2 separate regions of the Homo sapiens genome follow, and region 1 is linked to region 2. A link is a loop called in an ENCODE intact Hi-C map of the cell type or tissue named here. Cell type or tissue: PC-3. All regions are shown on one strand. Links, peaks and the distances in the headings refer to the core of each region. The heading gives the core; the rest is flanking DNA. Region 1 has its middle 39 kb from the start of CBLB. Region 2 has its middle 250 kb from the start of CBLB.

Region 1 (11,032 bases), core at 1,563-9,562, 210 kb after region 2:
TATATGGAGAAAAGAATGAAAGGTTAGTTGAGAAGGAAGAGAAAGGTAAGTAGCCATTGGAGTGTGTATTTGGGACAGAGTTTATTTGTGTATTTATTTTTAACTTTGGATAGAGGAAGAAGAGAGACACAGAAGGATGTCTATAAGAGCATTCTAGAATCTTTCAGTCTGTGATATATTACAGGATATAAGGAATCCTATAGCTCACCTCAACTCTATTTTGTTAAATTTTGATAGACTTCATTAGACATTTAACTTGCTCTGTTACACACACACACACACACACACACACACACAAACTGAACTAGTGCTGGTATTTCTTCTGAAGGTTTCATCAAGCAGAACATGGACATCTTCATCTCCACTTAAGCACTGTTATTTTTTTTCCCCTCCCACTTAACTTCTGTAGTTAAGCATGGAGTTAGTTGTACAGCAGTGTTTTGTGAAACAACCTATACTTAAACAAATAAGAAAAACATAGTAAAACTTTATTCAAGTTTTTGAGTGGCCCCTTCAATCTAATTTCCCAACAAGCACTGTAACTTATATTTTTTCTTCACAAACTTTCTATAATCTTTGGTAACACTCTTAAGAGCACACAGTACCTGTCTAAAAGTAATAACTTTTTTGTTTTCACTAGAACAGAAATTAAGTGAAAAATGACTAATGAGAGAAGATCACCCCAGAGAGAGAAAGATTACTATAAATGCTAGATAATATTATACTTTTGTTCAAATTACTCCTTAGATAGCCATGTTGTGTTCAATGATTTTTCTTTAGTTTTAATCCCTGGCCAAGACATTCCTTTAAAGCCCCTTGCATATTTATTTTCATCTGTCCTTGACAACTTTGATTCTCCAGTTTTCTTTTCCCCCTCCATGTTCTTTCAGACTATCAAGCCTCTCCTACAATCTCTGCTATCTTTTGTATCCGCAAATCTATATCTCATTATCTAAATGACTTTCAGATTACCCTCAATTTCCTTGCGTTCATCTTCCTCTTCTGCCCTCTGCATTAATGCTAAAATATGCCTTCTGTGCTCATATACCCTGGACTCTGAGCACAAGTGCAGAAAATCACCAAACAAATCAAACTGTGGTCATCTTTAGTACACAATTTCAAATCTCAGATGGCTCCTCTGTACCAGTAGTTAATGTTTTTATTTGTCCTTGGTCAATTACCTCTTCCATTCCTGTCAGTGATTATTCCAGATCCCAATCAATCTTCTTAAGTTCTCCGATCAATTCCCACAATCTTCTTTCTCAGCAGAAAACCTTGATTCCAACTGCATTGATACTATTGGAGCCTTCAGATATGATCCATGTCAACTTCCAGGCTCCAAATATACAAATCTGTCTATGTATAAACCCAAGATTTTTTCCTTCTCTCCTAGCTAAGAACTCAATCCCTCATGTTTTAAACAATCCCCAAATCTTTGCTCTCCTGATTCCAAGATTCCTTGCTCTTAGTTGTCTTACCTTACCTTACCTCTTACCTCTGTATTTCCAACTTCTCTCTCTCTCTCTTAATTTGCTGTAACCTCTGAGCCCACAAATATGCTCAACTCTTCCCCATTATAAACAAACAAACTTCCCTTTAATGCAATATCTCCTTCTAAGAACCATCTCATCTTTCTCCTTCCTTTCTCATCAAACTTCTCAAAAGATTAGTTTCTATTTCTATTTTTTCATCTGTGTAATCATTCCTCACACATAGGCATAAGGATTCTTCCCCATTACAACTCTGGAAAAATCACTTACTAAGATACTAGTGACTTCCTTATCACCAATGAATAGGCAGATACTATTCTTTCTCCTTCTGGACTTTTCTGTTTCAATTAAGATTGATAATTGTTCTGTCCAGCTTTCTAGAAACAAAAACACATAAAACTTTAATGCTTAGTAGGCTTCTTTGACACTTCATTTTCCAGCTTAAATTTTCTTATAACGTCTAGCCAATCCCATTCTGTCTTCTTATTGGGCTTTCCTCCTCTGACCACCTAAAACTACTTTCAAAGACCATATTCTTGGGCTACTGATCTCATTCCATACACTTTTACTGGGAGATCTCAGCTCACTCATTATTTTAAATACTGATATTTATATTTCTGATTAGAAATCTCCTTTGAGTTTTGGCCTTGTATATACCAGTGCCTGCCAGATAACTCCATTTGGATGACCTAAATAAAACCTTCTTTAAAATTAAAATGTCGCAACTTCAGCCTATCCTCTTCCTCTCTAAACCTACTTTTCTGGAGTCTTTTATACAAGTTAGGGCTCTCCCATCTACTTTGTTACCTACACTATATTTATGTTTACTTACTACCTGAATTTTAAGTTTTCCAATTCAATAAATATCCTGCTGACTTGACCACCAAAACACATTTATCAGATCTGTCTAGTCTTATTCTTTCTTACTAGAAGTTTCCAAATTCTGGATAGACAGTATCTTTAAAATGGATTATTACAACAGGATCCTAATTAGTTTCAAGCTAACCCCCTCAAATTCATTCTCCACATGTCTATAACTGCTTATAACACTTCTATGTCTCCTCTTTGTTCATAAGTAAAAGACCAACATCCCAAACATGACATCCCAAGCCCTCTGGAATCTGGCTTTTCCCCATCAATCTAGTAACTCACTGCCATTTTTGATCTTCTACTTTATGCTTTAGCAATATTAGTGAAATGCCCTACATACCATCTCTTTCAAGCCCCTCTATCTTTAAGTCCCTCAGCCTTTATTCCTGATCTCAAATGCCTACCTACCTGTATCTGACCAATTTCTGCTCATTATTTAAGAAATTTCCCACAGAAGGATTGCCCTCTTCAATTTCCCATCATCCTGAATCTAGCTTAAAGCCCTTTCATAACCACTCACTGTACTTCATTTGCTGTGCCTATCTTCTCACTGGACCATGCCTTTTTTGAGAGCAAGGACCATAGCTTTCCATCACTTAGCAAGATGCATAATAGACTCTCAATAAATATATATTTTTAAAAAATGAATGAGTAAACTAATTCTGCCATGAACAATTTTGATGTACCAAAATTAACCTAAAAACTTCTTTAAGAATATCTTTCTCTAAACCCAGCTACCACTATGCATTTTTGAGACAGATATCTTTACTTGACTTTCTCTAATGATCATTAAAGTTAATTTTAATAAATTAACGTGATCTTTTATGAGTTCTTCTAGGAAAGCTCCTTGTCATAACATCTGGCAATATAAAATCAATCATCAATCATCAAATTCTCTTTTAAGTGAAATAATGTATAACAAGGATACACAAGTAATCTAAATATTTATTATTAGACCACTTTAGCTTCTTTATCTATGCAACTTCTTACCCAAGATGGAACTTCTAATTCTTATTTTTCATTTAAAATTTGCTCTACCTAGTGCTTTGATGACATATGGATGATTTTATAGAGAATAAAGGGAGGAAAAAGTCAGAAACATTGAAAACAAGTTGTAAGTAATCTCTTTGAGGAGTTTATACATGAGATGCAAAGTAGAGGGATGCACTGATACAAGAGCTAATATGGGTAAAGTAAAAACTGAACCATTCATTTCAGTGACAAAACCTTTGATATTTCTCATTCTGTAAAACAAAGGTCTATCAGCAAGAAAATTTCTTTATGAAGCAAATAGTGGCTGATAGGAACAGAATCAGACTTTAAAGACAAATTATGTTTGGAAGCAGCCTAAGAGTCCATAAACAGATGAATGGATAAAGAAAATGTGGTACATATACACAATGAAGTACTATTCAGTCATAAAAAAGAATGAGATCTAGTCATTTGCAACAACATGGACGGAACTGGAGATCATTATGTTATGTGAAATAAGTCAGGCACAGAAAGAGAGATGACATGTTCTCACTTATTTTTGGGAGTTAAAAATCAAAACCTTGATTCCAACTGCATTGATACTATTGGAGCCTTCAGATATGATCCATGTCAACTTCCAGGCTCCAAATATACAAATCTGTCTATGTATTGAACTCATGTACATAGAGAATAGAAGAATGTTTACCGGAAGCTGGAAAGTGTAGTGGGCAGGGTTTGGGGAGGGAGGTGGGGATGGTTAACGGGTACAAAAACATAGTTAGAAAGAATGAGTAAGCCGTACAATTTGATAGCATAATAGGGTTACTACAGTGAATAATAACTTAACTGTACATTTAAAAATGACTTAAAGAGTATAATTGGATTGTTCGTAACTGAAAGGATAAATGCTTGAGGGGATAGATATCCCATTTTCTATGAAGTGCTTCACATTGCATGCCTGTATCAAAACATCCCATGTACCCCATAAATATATACACCTTACTATGTACCCACAAAAATTAAAAAGAAAAATAAAGATAGAATATTACATAAGAAAAAAAGACAAATTATGTACTTTGTTTGAGTGATGTTGTTAACAGACAAAAAAATCAACGAAGTCCCGGCGCGGTGGCTCATGCCTGTAATCCCAGCACTTTGGGAGGCCAAGGAGGGCGGATCAAGAGGTCAGGAGTTCGAGACCAGCCTGGCCAACACAGAGAAACCCCATCTCTATGAAAAATACAAAAATTAGCTGGGCATGGTGGCGGGTACCTGTAATCCCAGCTACTCAGGAGGCTAAGGCAGGAGCATAGCTTGAATCTGGGAGGCTGAAGTTATAGTGAGCCGAGATCGTGCCACTGCACTCCAGCCTGGGCAACAGAACTAGACTCCTTCTCAAAAAAAAGAAAAAAAAAAAAACAAAAAAAAACAAAAATCTATTACTTAAATTTAGTAGCTGATGTGAGTCTATCTAAACTTTCAATTCCAGTTTCACACATTCCAAGACTGTCTCTAGTATCAATGACAACAGCACCATTCATTACCAACAGACTTACAATATTTTAAATAATTAAAATGCTGTGTTGCATAAAAAATAGAAATTACCTTTTGTATAACACATATCTCCAAAAATGAGCTCTTAGATTATATTTTATTTATTGCTTTAAAATGGAAAAACATCTGAAAATTAATCCATACATGTCAAAAGTTATAAAAATAAGAAGAATGAATTAAATATTATCAGAGTTTTAATTAAAAAAACACCCAACTATAATTATTTGTCAGGATCCAATCAGTTTCTATGCATTTTATAATATTTTGTTTTGAACATGATAGAATCTAAGAAGTGAGTTTTGATGTAAGGAGTATTTTAAGACTCAGGATAATTGTTGCCAATGTAACCAGGTAACGTTTAAAACATCCTGGATCCTTTATTCCAAGAGTGAAGAGCTGTAGGGTATCAGGGCATTTTAGAAACTCTCAGTGGCATTTAGAAACTCTCAGAAGGAAGTAGTGTGGTGACTTTTATGTTTTAATGTTTCCAAAGGCTTTCAGAATGTCATGTGATAAGAGCTCAAAAATTTTTGCAGCAGCCAGCTTTCCAGCAGCTTGCTTCTGCTTTTTAGCATTGAAGTACATGAGACCTTAGTCGTTAAAAGCCTCTCAATATTTACCAACCACGAATTTGCTTTCTATATTTTTCCTTCCAAGTGAATCCCAATATCTTTAGGATGCCTATTTAATTTCTGTGCTCCACAATGACTGTCTTCTTTGATGAAGAGTTATTAATGAGTATTTGGCTTTTAGTATGAAAAACGAGGTAAACAGAATTACCAGGAGAGGTCCTAATGGTACAATCATGTCAGAGTAATGGACAGAGTTTCCTGGTGGATTTCTAAAGGAATATAAGCAAATAACAAACAGTTTACTTGAGGGATAAATTTAACATTTTCTAAAAGTTCACTCTGAATATTGGTTGTTTAAAAGTTTACACATTTTTCCTGCATTTTTGCCAGTTAAAAAACAACTATACCTTTGTTTGATCTGAATATGATTAGGATAAAACAATATTAAATAATTTTTAAAACGTTATAGTTTAAGAAACAGAAATGCAGGACTTATACTTTCATGATAATTATTATAAGCTGTAGGAAATTATTGTACCATGACCTGATTTTAGTAGTTTTTAACATGACAAATTTTAGATCCAGTCTTTTACTGAATCATTTTGTAGAATTAAAATCTCTCTGAAAAACATTGTGATGCCTTTAGATTGGACAGCGGAAAATAAAATGTGTCTCAATAAGTACTCTTGACCTTTTAAGGCTTCAGGAAGTATGTGGAGGTAAGCACTTTCCTGAGGTGTCATCGTCTCTGAGGACAGAAAAGGGATCCAGCTGCCAAGTGACGTTCTAATTCTCATGGTTGGGCCTGTTGTCTGGAAAAAGAGTCATGCTCCATTTAGTAATTCCAGTGTTTCTTCCTCTTCCTGTAAAGAAGGGTGTGGGAGCAGGGAATATTCATTCACAAAAAATGGAACAGAAATATGTATCCCGTGGGAAGGAGCCATTTATAGAACTGTCTAAAAATATGTATTTGGGCAGGTCAGATGATATTTTGCAATATTACCGGATGACCATTAAGTTTGTACACTGGCTTTGAATATGTGTTCATTTCTGAAGCAGGAGTCATTTTGAAGTACTAGGAAAATGGGGTTGCCAAAGAGATAAACTGTTATATGGCTAATTTCTTTGTATCTAGTTCAAACCAGTTCCCCCAAGCAGAACTTATGGATATCTGAGAAATTAAAAAAGTAATAGTCTACTTAGGATTCCTTACCAATGACATTATCCTTATAATATAGTATTACAAGTTATAGTTTTTTAAATTTAGTACATAATTTTATGACTTATTAAATAGGTCATAAAAGTAACTGGGCAAGGGAAAACTAAGATATTGCAGGAGAAATCCAGGTCATAGAGCTCATTCAGCACAGCTGACTAGAAAACTGATCATTCTTGGACTCTGATTGCTGATTTGGGGCATGGAGAGGTTTTTTTCATCACCGTCTGAAACTGTCTCAGAATGGGCACAGGTTGGAGTGTAAGAAACACAGATTGTACACAAAAGCCTTGGTTTCCACATCCCTACTCCTTGTCACACATCCACTGGGTGACCTTGATTTTAACCTCTTTAAACCTCAGTTTCCAAAGCAGGAGTGAGAACTGAATAATTCATCAGTTTTTTTTTTTTTTGGCTCTAGATTCTAATTTCATGTTTTATTATCTTTGGCTCTCCCTCAGTTGTGAAAGAAGACTGCATTTTGCTTGTGTTCTAGATAAAAGAAGATTTTCATGTTCATTCAAATCAATATTTCAACAGAAAATTACTACAGTTTTATTTTTCAAAAGTGATCACTAGGCTTTCTTGCTCGCATATATTTTTATAAGGGAGACATGGGATGTGTCATGCCCCATCCTTTAGAGAGAAGCAACACCTAGCTTAAGGGTCAAAATGGAGAGGGCTGAGGTTGCACTCTTTCTGAGATGATGGTCACTGTCTGCATGGGAGGCTGTTTTTTTTCCTGGGGGTGGAGTCAGGTCATCCCAACTCTTTACCACCTCATTTCTTTAGCCTCCGCAAGACCATCTCTCTATATATGCAGGTATATATAGGTGCTTTTCTTTTTTGAAGCATTGGTGTAATTTAAGATGATAACCAAACAAAAAAGGAGCGAAATTAAGGCTTTATGTTAAATAGTATATTTACAGTTTCCAAAAGGAAATCACAATAAGAATTGAGTTACTTACAAGGAGTCCAATCCTGGGCATCTCCCCACATACTTTCTAACCATATCTTTCTCCCCACTCCCCATAATGAAATCAATGGTAGTCTCTTCTAAGTGCTTCCTGTTCTAAAGCTTTTCTTGGCTAATCTTCATCAATTTTTTTTTTCAGGAAACTTTAGCCTTACCTATTTCTTGATTATATTCTCCTTCCACAGTGCATTTTCCCAAATATGAGTCATAAGTTCTGGATTCTTGAAGAGGAAAAATTTTATTCATATAATGAATAAATATGAACGAACTTCTGGAATGACCCTTTCTTAGGATGGAGAGGAAAAGTAAATACATCATCTCAAAGTTAATGTCTTTATCTTTATTCTAAATCAGAAAAGTGAAGATCATGTTCTCTTACCATTAGGGAACATATCCAATTCATGCAGCACCAAAGTATGTTAGCAGCAGTGAATTAGTACGCGTCTGCAGCAACCTCAGTTCTTGCCTCCTCAGGAGGAAGAATTCAATCAAGGGGCATAAGACAAAGAGAGACTGAGGCAAGTTTTACAGCAGTTGTTAAAGTTTATTTAAAGGCTTTTGAATAGGAATGAAAGGAAATAAAGTACACTTGGAAGAGAGCCAAGTGAGTCACTTGAGAGATCAAGTGTCCGGTTTGACCTTGACTTGGGGTCTTATACGTTGGCATTTTACATGCACAGTGGCCTGCCAGCACTTGGGAGGGGCTGCATGTGCATTGTGTTTACTGGAGTTGTACGCATGCTCACTTGAGGCGTTCTTCCCTTACCAGTCAAATGTTCCTATAAGGTCATATAGCAGTTAAACTCCATGATTTTGCCTCTTAGTGCACATGCTTGAGCTCACTTGCCCAACTCTTGAGATCTTATCAAGAAGCTGCTGATCACCAGTATCGGATTTCTATCTACTGGGAGACTATCTTTGCCTGGCACTGGCTGTGACCAATTACTATTTTAGAAACACACTTAACAACCACCAGACCATCACCTGATGGTTGCCTGACATTCTTGGTTGGTATTGGAGGGGGTGGCTCTCCTGCCCTGCTCATGTCTGACTACCTACTGTAACATTCAAATGAAGAGATACTATCCTGTCTTTTCCCACTATCCTGGTCATTTGGAGGTTTCTGTCCTATGTGGAAGAAGGAGGGGATGCTACATTTTCATGTAGGTCAAAGAAAGAAGAACTCAGTAAAATCCAGCTTTAGCAATAAAATGCAGGAGCCAACTAAACCATCACATAAGCAGAGCCAAGTTTTGACTGCAATGTCAACCAGAGAGAGTAACTTTGCTGGAATGTCTAAGGGTTTCCAGTGGTCTGGTGGTGAGAGAGCCAAGTTAGGCCTAAATTTTGCCAGCTCTGATTTCTGTGTTTTGAATGCATTTCTTAGAAGTAGAATCTAATTATCTTATTTCCATGGACTATCTTCTATCAAATCACTGAAGTAACCTCTAGTTACATTTCGGTTCTAACATTTAATATAGCTGGCATCTAGGTAGCCAAAAGATTGTTTTACCGTATGTATTAGTCAATTTTCACACTGCTATAAAGAACTGCCTGAGACTCGGTAATTTATAAAGGAAAGAGGTTTAACTGACTTATAGTTCAGCATGGCCTCAGAGGCCTCAAGAAACTTATAATCATGGCAGAAGGTGAAGGGGAAGCAAGACACTTCTTCACAAGGTGGCAGGAAGGAGATGTGCCAAGGAAAGGGGAAAAGAGCCCCTTATAATGCCATCAGATCTCGTGAGAACTCACTCACTATCATGAGAACAGCATGGGGGAAACTGTCCCCATGATTCAATTACCTCCACCTGGTCTCTCCCTTGATGCATGGGGATTATGGAGATTACAATTCAAAATGAGATTTGGATGGGGACACAAAGCCTAACCATATCACCGTATATAAATATGTTTATTTATGAGGTTTATTAAGTGTTGTTTGGGTTTGAGAGTACTAGTCTCTCCAAACATCAACAAATTCTGTACCAGTTTAGAAATAAATAGAAGGGGCGGGGCACGGTGGCTGATGCCTGTAATCCTAGCACTTGGGAGGCTGAGGCAGGTGGATCACTCGGGGCCAGGAGTTCAAGACTGGACTGACCAATATGGTGAAACCCTGTCTCTACTAAAAATAAAAAAAATTAGCCAGGCATGGTGGTGCACCTGTACTCGCAGCTATTCGGGAGGTTGAGGTGGGAGAATCGCTTGAACTCAGGAGGTGGAGGTTACAGTGAGCTGAGATTGCGCCACTGCCACTGCATTCCAGCCTGGGCGACAGAGTGAGACCCTGTCTCAAAAAAAAAAAAAAAAAAAAGAAAGAAAAAACAAAAAAAGAAAGAAATAGAAGGGCTAACTATAGATAAAATAGTAGTATTGATTTGTATCTGATACAGCTAGATTAGAAAATCACTCTTGTACTTGAGACCACAATGGGTTTCTTCACATATGCAGGCACTGGAACTTACATATGTAGATAGTTGGGTTTGCAAAGCAGGCACATTCTTCATTAGTTGCCCCACCTCCAACTACACACAGAGCTCAAGAGGAAAGGCCACTTATGGTCAATAAGCATGAGCATATTGATGGTGGCCATTAGAAAAAAAAAAGTGTAAATCAATGTAAGTCAGTCTCCCACTATCAGACCAGTCATATAAATCACTCTTTCTACTAAAGAAAACATCAAGTGAGAAGCAAGAAAAAGGTTAATGGTTTCTTTGCAAAATCATCGTTTGAGTCTAAGTTCTTGTTTTATGAACTAAACAGAAGATGGAAAGGGGGAAAGGAGGGTTTCCCTTATAATCGTAAGAAGGTCAGTAACTTTCAGCAGATTACCCGAATTTATACCATGAACTGAATGTTATTTTTTAATTAACGATTATAAAATCTGCATCCTACTTAATAATTTTAATAGCACTGTTCTTTGTTTCTTTCCTCAGACTTTGTGGTAGATTCATTCCTTTATTTATTAACAGATACTAGGGATACAGTGGTATCTTTGAAGAAAGCAAGATATTTCAGGAAAGAAACAAGTGAGCAAAGAGCTTCAATATACTGTGGACAATGCTGCAGCAGAGGAGAAGGATGAGAAGTCTCCAGAGGTGGTGATACTTAAAAAGAAACTTGAGGCCGGGCACAGTGGCTCACCCCTGTAATTCCAGCACTTTAGGAGGCCAAGGTGGGCAGATCACCTGAGGTCAGGAGTTGGAGATCAACCTAGCCAACAATGTGAAACCCCTACTAAAAATACAAAAATTAGCCTGGCGTAGTGGCGGGCGCCTGTAGTCCCAGCTACTTGGGAGGCTGAGGCAGGAGAATGGCGTGAACCCGGGAGGCGGAGCTTGCAGTGAGCCGAGATCCCGCCACTGCACTCCAGCCTGGGCGA
Region 2 (11,032 bases), core at 1,085-9,084:
TCAGTTTGAAAAGAGGTTCTGTGTCACCCTATCAGGTCACACAAACCATCTGATCAAGTGCCATTTGATGAAAGCATTTATTAATGTCAGAGTAAGAAAAATCAGCTTGAGGGATGGAAAAAGCCTAGAGGATTTATTTTTAAACCTTTAGGAATGAAAAGGAGTGGGGAGATTTCTGTTTCTAGAATGAAATACAATATAGAATTTGGATTTGACTGAATGGGGGAGCATGAGTCCTAAATCAGTGAAGAATTGTTTCCATTTTTTTGTTTGTTTGTTTTTGTTTTTGTCTTTCAAGTCTTGAGACTGCTTCCAGGAAGAGGAAATAGATGAACATTTCCCTATTCCTCCCACTAAGAGTACTAAAAACCTTGGGGCACACAAGAAATATGGACAATTTCTCAGACAATAACTGCTCTATCCTAGTCAAATAACACAGAAAAAAAAACTGGTCCTATCCTCCATGTCAGCAAAGTCTAAATGGGTAATTCTGACTCCATTCTCTCCTGCCTATAAAAAGGTGTGCCCACAGCCCCAACAGAGTGGTATCAGAGAAGACCAAGTAGAGAGATGAGACCTTCATGACCCCCGTCAGTATTAGTGAGCCCAGCTCCCATCCCAGTGTCAATGGAGAACACATGGTAAGCCTGGGCTTCCACCCCAGTGCAGCAGCAATGAGGTGCTTCTCCCATTCCTCCCTTGGGTATTAGTAGAGGAGGTCCAGGGGACAGTCAGGACTTTCAACATCACCTGTTAGTAACAAGGACACCTGTACATGATGCATGGTGTCACTGGAAAATATACAAGCGGGGGGCTGAAACTCCCATATCCACCTAGTAGTAAAGAGGGTTTCCCCATCTCAGGTGGCAGTGGAGACTTGAGTAGGGAACCTGGACTTTTACTTCCACTCGGTAGTAAAGAGACAGACTCTGGAGTGCTATTGGAGAAATCCAGTGACAGCAGAAGGTTAAAATGAGATTCTGTGTCTTAACATTTTAAAAGTGCACATTTTGATAAAAAATAACTCATATTAAAAGCCAGAATGAACATGCTAGCATCAAGATAACAGAGATGTTAGAATTATTTGACAAAGATTTTGAAGCAGTCACAACATGTTTGTTTTAAAAGCAATGATGAACATGTTTGAAATAAACTGAAAACTAGAAATTATCAGCAAAGAAATTGAAAGCCTCAACAAAGACAAAGAAAAAATAAAGAAGAACAAAATGGAAATTTTAGAACTGAAAAATACAACACAAAAAATAAAATACTTGGTGGATAGGCTCAGTAGCAGGATAGAGGGGCAGAAAAAAACAGTCAGTGAACTGGAATATAGAAGAATAGCGAGAAAATAGACCGAAAGAAAACAAGCCAAACCAACCAACCAAACAAAAAATGCCTCAATGACATATAGGATTATAATACATGAATTAACATTTGTGTCATCTGAAAAATTGAAAAGAGAGGGGAGAAAATGTGGGGCTGAAAAAATATTTAAAGAAATAATGGACCTGGCATGGTGGCTCATGCCTGTAATACCAGAGGCCAAGGCGAGAAGGTTGCTTGAGCCCAGGAGTTTGAGACAAACCTGAGAAATATAGTGAGACCCCATCTCTACAAAAACAGAAACAAAAAATTAGTTGGATATGGTGGCATGCATCTGTAGTCCCAGCTACTCAAGAGGCTGAGGTCAGAGGATTGCTTGAGCTCAGGAGTTTGAGGTTGCAGTGAGCTGTGATTATGCCACTGCACTACAGTCTGGGATACGGAGTAGACCCTACCTCAAAAAATCAAAATAAAACAAACAAAATAATAAATATTGAAAACTTCCCAAATTTGATGAGACATACACCTATAGATTCAAGACGTTAAGCAAACACCAACTATGATAACCCCACAGATATCTATGCCAAGACACATCATTACCAAGCTTCTGAAAACTAAAATAAAACACGAAAAACAGGACTGGGCTCATGCCTGTAATCCCAGTCATACAGGATGGGGGCAGGGAAGTGCTGAGTAGAAAAGGGTGTGGTCCCTGGTGAGGGCTCCACCCTCCAGCCTATACCCAAGAATCTAGGTGAGGATAGGCACTCCTGTTTCCACACCCAAAATTGCATTTTCCAAGACCACTCTGGCCTGCCACGCCTCCCATTCTGTGCCTATAAAAATCCTGAGACCCTAGCGGGCATGCACACAATTGTCTGGACATCAAGAGGAACACACCAGCAAAAGAGCACATAGGCGGTGAACGTTGAGAGGAGTAGAGGAGTGGTAGAGCATACAGTCAGACACCAACAGATGCCAGCAGGCCATCTACCGTGGGACAACGAGGAAGCCGGTTAGGGGCAGCCAGACTCCAGGGGAAGACCACTTTCCCACTGCCTCCCCTTCTGGCTCCCCATCCATCTGCTGACAGCTACCTCCACTCAATAAAACCTTACACTCATTCTCCAAGCCCATGTGTAATCTGATTTTTCTAGTACACCAAGGCAGGAACCCAGGATACAGAAAGCCCTCTGTCCTTGTGACAAGGCAGAGGGTCTCATTGAGCTGATTAACACAAGCCACCTGCAGATGGCTAAGCTAAAAGAGCACACTGTAACACACACACACTAGGGCTTCAGGAACTGTAAACACTCAACAATAGATGCTGGTGTGGGGTTGGAGCCACACAAACCTGCCCATCTGCATGTTCCCCCTAGGTGTTTGAGCAGTGGGGCACCAAAGAAGTGAGCCACACTCCCATTGCATGCCCTGTGAGGGGAATAAGGGAAATTTTCCCATTTCACCAGCACTTTGGAAAGCCAACACGGGCTGATCACTTGAGGTCAGGAGCTTGATACCAGACTGGCTAACATGGTGAAACCCCATCTCTACTAAAAATACACAAATTAACTGGGTCTGGTGGTGCATGCCTGTAATCCCAGCTACTTGTGAGGCTGAAGCAGGAGAATCACTTGAAGCTGGGAGGTGGAGGTTGCAGTGAGAAGAGATCGTGCCACTGCACTCCAGCCTGGACGATAGGGCGAGACTCTGTCTCAAAAACAAAGAAACAAACAAACGAACAAAAAATCTGTAAAAGCGTACAGAAAAACCATCACCATATCTAAAAGGGAAAGGGAAAACTAATTTGAATATCAGGTTTCTCATCAGAAACCTTGGAGGTCAGAGGGAAGTGTCACAATATTTTTCAAGTGTTGAAAGAAAAAAAAAGTCATCCCAGAATTCTTTATCCCGTGAAAATATCCTTTAGGAATAAAGAGGAAACCTCTAGGATGAAGGAAAACTGAGGAACTTGTGGCCAGCAGACCTGCACTAAAAGAATGGCTGAAGGAAATTTCCTAAACAGAATAGAAACAATAAAGGAAAGAAATTTGGAGCATGAAGAAGAAAGAAAGTGCATGGTAAACAAAAATATGAGTAAATACAATATGACTTTTCAAAGTTAAGTACTGTTACTTGGCCTCTGCTAGTCTAGGATTCCATCATTCTCATTGCTAAGAATCTTAGATCTGTGATAAAAAGCCCAACTTACAAAGGAGAGCCACTACTGACCACAACTGACAATAATGTTGGCCCACTACACACACAGACATAGACACGCACACACACACACACACACACACACACACACACACGCAGTGTACTAAGTTGGTAAATACAGTGTCCCGTGGGCTGACAAGATGAACACAATTGGGGAAATCTGTGAGGAAATAAAGAAATCAGGATCATGGGGAAGAATAAACTGAACAAATATTTGATTTTCAGTCATGATCTCATTGGGAGCTCTGGAGTGCAAATGGCACCACAAAGTTGTTCCATCTTGATGCACAAGATTGTTTACCCTTGATTCAGTTAGCTCTAGCTATAAGCGTCCTCCGGGCAGTTCCATAACTTCCCAGACATTTCAGGGTAAAAGATTTCCCATTGGCCAAGGACAATTCTCCAGAGAAGAATTCAGATGTTAATCATTGCAACACTTACAGTAGCTGCAATATGGGCACACCAACTCAGTAAGTAGTTCTAGGCAGGGCACCAACTGTGTTTACTGTAATTCAGAGAAGGCATAAAAATCCAAGTGGGCTACACTGGGAAAAAAAGCTATATAGTGAGATTGAACATAAGAAATGGTTAGAGTTATTTAGTAGGTAGAATGGACAAGTGATATATTCAGCAAAGTGATAGAGGCAGGATTGATTATAAAATCAATCTAAAATTATTAGAGAGTGAAGAACTCCAAAATTCATATATGGTCTAATCAAATGTTATATCTTCTTTTGGTAATTAACATTTTGTTTTTCTTTTAAATATGTAACGTAAATTCATATACATTCAAAATTCCAAAGGTACAAAAGGGTACACAATTAAAAAAACACCCTTTCAAACTTACTTATTGGTCATCCATTTCTCTTACACAGAGTCAAGTTCCTATCTCATTTCAGAGAAAGTCTATGTATAAACACATAAATATTTTATATTTGCCTTCTTATTTACATAACTGTAAATACATGTTTGAGATCAACCCATATTAATACATAAAATTGATAGTTGTTTACATTTCTAACAGTTTTGGGGAGGACAATTTGGCCTCTATCAAATTCATAAATATGCCTACTCATTGTGGTCAACTGTGCTGAGAAATATTTTAAATATTTGCTTCCATCCCTATGGGGAGATAATTATATATCCACACCCCATTGATGTCAGCCTTAACCACATGACTTTCTTTGTGAATAGAAAGAAACTGCATAATATTTTTGCAACTTCAGAATATTTTTATATGACTGCATTATATTTTATTTGGCCACTTCCATACTGATGAGCATTTAGGGTGGTTGTAATAGTTTATTATTACATATAATATAGTAACAGATATCCATGTATGTATACCATTTTATATAGTCCTGAGTATAGCTACAGGATAAATTTAAACAAGTAGAACCACTGAGTTAAATGCTATAGCTTACATCAACCAGATTACACTAAACTATTCCATAATAACAAATGATGTCAAACTCTTGGTAGCTTATAACATTAAAGATTGCTCTCTCACTCATGTTACATGTCTATTGCAGGCTACTTTGGCTTGGATTAAAGGAGTAATCCTCTAGGACATGCTAGGTTTTTGGTAGAAGGAAAAGAGAACGTGACTAACTGTGTGAGGGTACTTAAAGTTTCTCCTTGGAAATAATAATACATGTTGCTTCTATTCACAAAGAAAGGCATGTGGTCAAGGCTCAAATCAATTGGGTATGGATATATCCTTATCTCCCCATAGGGATGGAAGCAAATATTTAAAATATTTCCCAGCACAGTTGACCACAATGAGTAGGCATATTTACAAACTTGATAGATGCCAAATTGTTATCCTCCAAACTGTTAGAAATGTAAACAACTATCAAAAATATATATTTCACCCATTTCCTCACTGATACATTATGACATCAGACTCTTTAATCTTGGTCATTTCAAAAGAGAATATATTTTAATATAACCCTAATTTTAATTTATCTTATATTGAGTGAAATTCAGACTATATTCATGTTCATATTTAAGTATGCCTTGGCAGAGAAATATTTGAGAGTCTTCTTTGATTAACAGTCTTTTAACTTCTTTTATCTGGATACCACAATTCTATTAATTCAGTCTATGATTATTAATGTTCTGTTGTTTTTAAGTCAGCTCATGTCTACAGAATCCAGATTTTTTCGACATACTGACAGCTGTTAAGCTCAGTCCCTTCTAGCTGACAAGCCATGTCCTCACCATTTTGTATTTTTAGCAAATTTTAAAAAACAAAACACAAATGTGTATTTTTGTGTCATTCTTCTGGATAGAATCTTTTTGTATTCAGTCCAGTATTTCAACCTATACTGATAAAAATTTGCATTTTTTAAAATGAATTCTCCTGTTAAAAACTAATGTAAGCAGATATGTTGAAAATCCAGGCAAGAAAATAAAATAGCCTGTCTATCATTACTCAAGGATGAATATTTATTTTATCACCTTTCTTGTCAGTCAGACCACCTAGAACTGAACCATCTGGGAATCTGATCAATATGCTTTCTAAGACTTTATTCAGACACTCAAAATAATTAATAGTGTCAAGCAGGTTTCTGGCTTTTTCTCTAGCTTCTTCTCAGTTGGCAATTTTCAAACAAATGTACAGTAATTAAAATCATCATTCACATAAACTTCTCTTCCATAATGGGGTGTCTCTTTCCTTAGGGTTTTTGAGAGTGATTAAGAATTATAGGACTGGGCACAAAGTGGCAAAGAAAAGTGGAGAAGATTGAGTTATTGGGATGGCAAAATTTTTTTTCCAGAGGTAAGGTAAAAAAGTCAAACAACAATCAATTCTATAAACCCAAGGTCTGCAAATAGAAAGGACCACCTATGAATACAAATCCTAGAAGGTCCAAAAATGAGAATCAAAGTTGGCAGTAGAGAACACCTGAGTTCGATTCATATAAAGGCAAGACCAAGCCAACTGTTGTTTAGGGGCAGGGAAAACTCAAAATGTGGTCAATTGCTTTGAGTATTTAACTTGCTCTTAGCCAGGGAGGATGTCTGGGGCACAAAGGTTTTCTGTCCTGTTCTAAGGGTTCATTGTGTCAGAGCCATCTGACAGCCTCCTGTGTATCCTCCTCCTTAGAGCTAATAGGTGTTTCATAAGGATATTTACATTTATATTTGCAAATATAAAATTTTAAAGCATAGTGTAGAGTTCTTGAATGGGACATGAAAGACATTGCAAGCTGCCCATTAATTCACATCTAACAATACTTTCTAACTTTGATAAAGTTCAATAAATTTCAGTAGAAGAAACTCAAAAGTAATACCATTGTTTTAATTTTAGCTGCTATAACAAAATACTGGCAGCCGCCGCCGCCCGACCGCCGGGAGGATGGAGTTCAGCGGGCAGCGGAGCTGTCTCAGTCTTTGCCGCCGCGCCGGCGAGCGCCGCCGGGGAGGCAGCGGCTGGAGGAGCGGACGGGCCCCGCGGGGCCCGAGGGCAAGGAGCAGCCGCCTGCCTTGGCCTCCCAAAGTGCCGAGATTGCAGCCTCTGCCCGGCTGCCACCCCGTCTGGGAAGTGAGGAGTGTCTCTGCCTGGCCGCCCATCGTCTGGGATGTGAGGAGCCCCTCTGCCTGGCTGCCCAGTCTGGAAAGTGAGGAGCGTCTCCGCCCGGCCGCCATCCCATCTAGGAAGCGAGGAGCGCCTCTTCCCAGCCGCCATCACATCTAGGAAGTGAGGAGCGTCTCTGCCCGGCCGCCCATCGTCTGAGATGTGGGGAGCGCCTCTGCCCCGCCGCCCCATCTGGGATGTGAGGAGCGCCTCTGCCCGGCCGAGACCCCGTCTGGGAGGTGAGGAGCGTTTCTGCCGGCTGCCCCGTCTGAGAAGTGAGGAGACCCTCTGCCTGGCAACCACCCCGTCTGAGAAGTGAGGAGCCCCTCCGCCCGGCAGCTGCCCCGTCTGAGAAGTGAGGAGCCTCTCCGCCCGGCAGCCACCCCATCTGGGAAGTGAGGAGCGTCTCCGCCCGGCAGCCACCCCGTCCGGGAGGGAGGTGGGGGGGGCAGCCCCCGTCCGGCCAGCCGCCCCATCCGGGAGGGAGGTGGGGGGTCAGCCCCCCGCCCGGCCAGCCGTGCCATCCGGGAGGAGGTGGGGGGGTCAGCCCCCGCCTGGCCAGCCGTGCCATCCGGGAGGAGGTGGGGGGGCAGCCCCGCCCGGCCAGCCGCCCCGTCCGGAGGTGAGGGGCCCTCTCCCGGCCGCCCTACTGGAAGTGAGGAGCCCTCAGCCCGCCAGCACCCCGTCGGAGGAGATGGGGGGGCATCCCCACCCGGCCAGCCGCCCGTCCGTAGGAGGTAGGGGGGCAGCCCCCGCCTGGCCAGCCGCCCCGTCCGGAGGAGGTGGGGGGGCAGCCCTCCGCCCGCCAGCCGCCCCGTCTGGGAGGTGAGGGGCGCCTCTGCCCAGCCGCCCCTACTGGGAAGTGAGGAGCCCCTCTGCCCGGCCAGCCGCCCCGTCCGGGAGGGAGGTGGGGGGGTCAGCCCCGCCCGGCCAGCCGCCCTGTCCGGGAGGAGGTGGGGGGATCAGCCCTCCGCCCGGCCAGCCGCCCCGTCTGTGAGGTGAGGGGCGCCTCTGCCCGGCCGCCCCTACTGGGAAGTGAGGAGCCCCTCTGCCCGCCAGCCGCCCCGTCCGGGAGGGAGGTGGGGGGGTCGCCCCCCGCCCGCCAGCCGCCCCATCCGGGAGGGAGGTGGGGGGGGGTCAGCCCCCCCACCCAGCCAGCCGCCTGTCCGGGAGGTGAGGGCGCCTCTGCCCGGCCGCCCCTACTGGGAAGTGAGGAGCCCCTCTGCCCGGCCAGCCGCCCGTCCGGGAGGGAGGTGGGGGGGTCGGCCCCCCGCCCGGCCAGCCGCCCGTCCGGGAGGGAGGTGGGGGGGTCAGCCCCCCTGCCCGGCCAGCCGCCCCGTCCGGGAGGGAGGTGGGGGGGTCAGCCCCCCTGCCCGCCAGCCGCCCGTCCGGGAGGTGAGGGGCGCCTCTGCCCGGCCGCCCCTACTGGGAAGTGAGGAGCCCCTCTGCCCGGCCACCACCCCGTCTGGGAGGTGTGCCCAACAGCTCATTGAGAACGGGCCAGGATGACAATGGCGGTTTTGTGGAATAGAAAGGCGGGAAAGGTGGGGAAAAGATTGAGAAATCGGATGGTTGCCGTGTCTGTGTAGAAAGAAGTAGACATGGGAGACTTTTCATTTTGTTCTGCACTAAGAAAAATTCCTCTGCCTTGGGATCCTGTTGATCTGTGACCTTACCCCCAACCCTGTGCTCTCTGAAACATGTGCTGTGTCCACTCAGGGTTAAATGGATTAAGGGCGGTGCAAGATGTGCTTTGTTAAACAGATGCTTGAAGGCAGCATGCTCGTTAAGAGTCATCACCAATCCCTAATCTCAAGTAATCAGGGACACAAACACTGCGGAAGGCCGCAGGGTCCTCTGCCTAGGAAAACCAGAGACCTTTGTTCACTTGTTTATCTGCTGACCTTCCCTCCACTATTGTCCCATGACCCTGCCAAATCCCCCTCTGTGAGAAACACCCAAGAATTATCAATAAAAAAATAAATTAAAAAAAAAAAAAAAAAAAGAATGGACTTTCCCAGGCCAGCTGTGGTGGCTCACGACTGTAATCCCAGCACTGTGGCAGGCCAAGGCGGGCAGATCACCTGAGATCAGGAGTTCAAGACCAGCCTGACCAACACGGAGAAACCCCGTCTCTACTAAAAATAAAAAAAATTAGCTGGGCGTGGTGGTGCATGCCTGTAATCCCAGCTACTTGGGAGGCTGAGACAGGAGAATTGCTTGAACCCAGGAGGCAGAGGTTGTTGTGAGCTGAGATTGCACCATTGCACTCCAGCCTGGGCAACAAGAGGGAAACTCCATCAAAAAAAAAAAAAAAAAAAAGGACTTTCTCAAAGAAAATGTATTTAAATGTCTGCACCAATAATTCCAGCATGTGTATGAATAAATATGATATGTCCTTTACAGTGAAGGTCTAATAAGATTTACTTATATGCCTTTACCTTCTTAGAAAGTCTCTAAGAAATAAAATATCTTTACAATCAAAAAAAAAAAAAAAACAAAAAAAAAACAAAATACTGTGAGTAGCTCAGCAACATTTATTTTTTTTCCAGAAGCTATGAAGTCAAGATCAAGTTTCCCAGATCTGGCATCTCCTGAGATCACTTTTCCTGGTTTTCTCACATGGGTGGGTGGGGAGAGAGAGACAAACAGAAAGAGATAGAGGGGTAGAGAGACAGAGAGAAAGAGAGAGAGAGAGGTGGGAAAGAAAGAAAGAAAGAAAGAGAAAGAGAGAGAGAAAGAAAGAAAGAAGAAAGAAAGAAAAAGAAAGAAAGAAAGAAAGAAAGAAAGAAAGAAAGAAAGAAAGAAAGAAAGAAAGAGAAAAAGAAAGAGAGAGAAAGAAAAAGAGGAAGGAAGGGAGGAAGGGAGAAAGAGATCTCCTATCTCTTCTGATATGGGCACTAATCCCACTGTGAGGGCTGCACCATCGTGGCCTAAGTGCCTCCCAAAAGCTATCTCCAAATCCCATCACATTAGGGATTAGGGTTTCCAACATATGAATTTGGGGTGAGGGGGGAGGGAGGACAGAAACATTCAGTCCTTGGCAATCCTGGTGCTTGAATATCAATGTCAAATATTCATAATCCAATCAGAAGATTTTTACATAGAGAAATTCATGCAGTTAAGTCTAAAAACAGGAAGAGATAACCATCAAAGAATTCTTGCTGATCCCTGAAGCCTGATATCTTGATCTTTCTCCTTTCAATTTCTTATTTGCAAATTCTGTGAATAAGTGGTCGGGGTTAAATACAACCTAGACATGTAATTTGTTTTCTGTCATAACCTATGACATTGAAAACAATTTTTTTGTATTTATTTCCAAGATAGTTGTCCTGTAATTTTGACAAATACCTTATGCCTGTCCTTGTAAGGAAAAAGAGTACATGGCAGTTTTCCTAATGAGTCCCTCCTTTTATCATTTTCCCACTTCAGAGGATTATAGTGACAGGTGATTGACAGAACAGAAATCGAGTATATAAAATGTTTATTTCACAAAATATAGCCATGGATGAGGTCCTGAACTGGGCTGTGAGTGGGGACAGAAAAGAAGACATTTAGGACTTGAAGAAAAGGAAAACTGACAAAATTAAGAAATTAATTGTCTTTGGGGGTTGGGGGAGAGATGCAGGGAGAGGGAGTAGTCAAATATAATTAGGGTTTTGAGTAAGGTGAAAGAAATAAAATAATAGTAGATGATTTGTTTGAATCCAATGAAAACTTTAACAGATGAACAAAATGTTTTGATAAACATCATTGTCATAATACTGAAACCATAAAACTTGAATAAACTGGATCTCAAATTTACCATGAAAATCTTATTGAAAATAGTTCAGAAAGAAATGCTACTGTAATTTGTAATAGAAATATCTTATATTTGCTGTATGGCTGTGCTGGAAACTGGAA

Evidence for each region. A loop is a pair of places that touch in the nucleus more often than their neighbours do. Peaks named below come from ENCODE experiments on the same cell type or tissue, not always from the same donor. Only the 100,000 strongest peaks of a DNase experiment are listed, where the experiment ranks them.
Region 1: a loop joins it to region 2, with 5 times the contacts of the local background. A loop is called at or near these places in 2 of 110 quality-filtered maps.

What each region holds. Positions count from the first base shown.
Region 1 is chr3:105,902,349-105,913,380 of GRCh38, reverse strand. No RefSeq gene overlaps it. Among named protein-coding and RNA genes, the nearest start is that of CBLB, 39 kb to the right of the region's middle. In PC-3, for the core only: no CTCF peak of the experiment used is centred there; a DNase peak (open chromatin) is centred at 6,390; H3K27ac peaks cover 3,123 bases.
Region 2 is chr3:106,108,622-106,119,653 of GRCh38, reverse strand. No RefSeq gene overlaps it. Among named protein-coding and RNA genes, the nearest start is that of CBLB, 250 kb to the right of the region's middle. In PC-3, for the core only: no CTCF peak of the experiment used is centred there; DNase peaks (open chromatin) are centred at 1,983, 4,633 and 5,293; H3K27ac peaks cover 4,802 bases.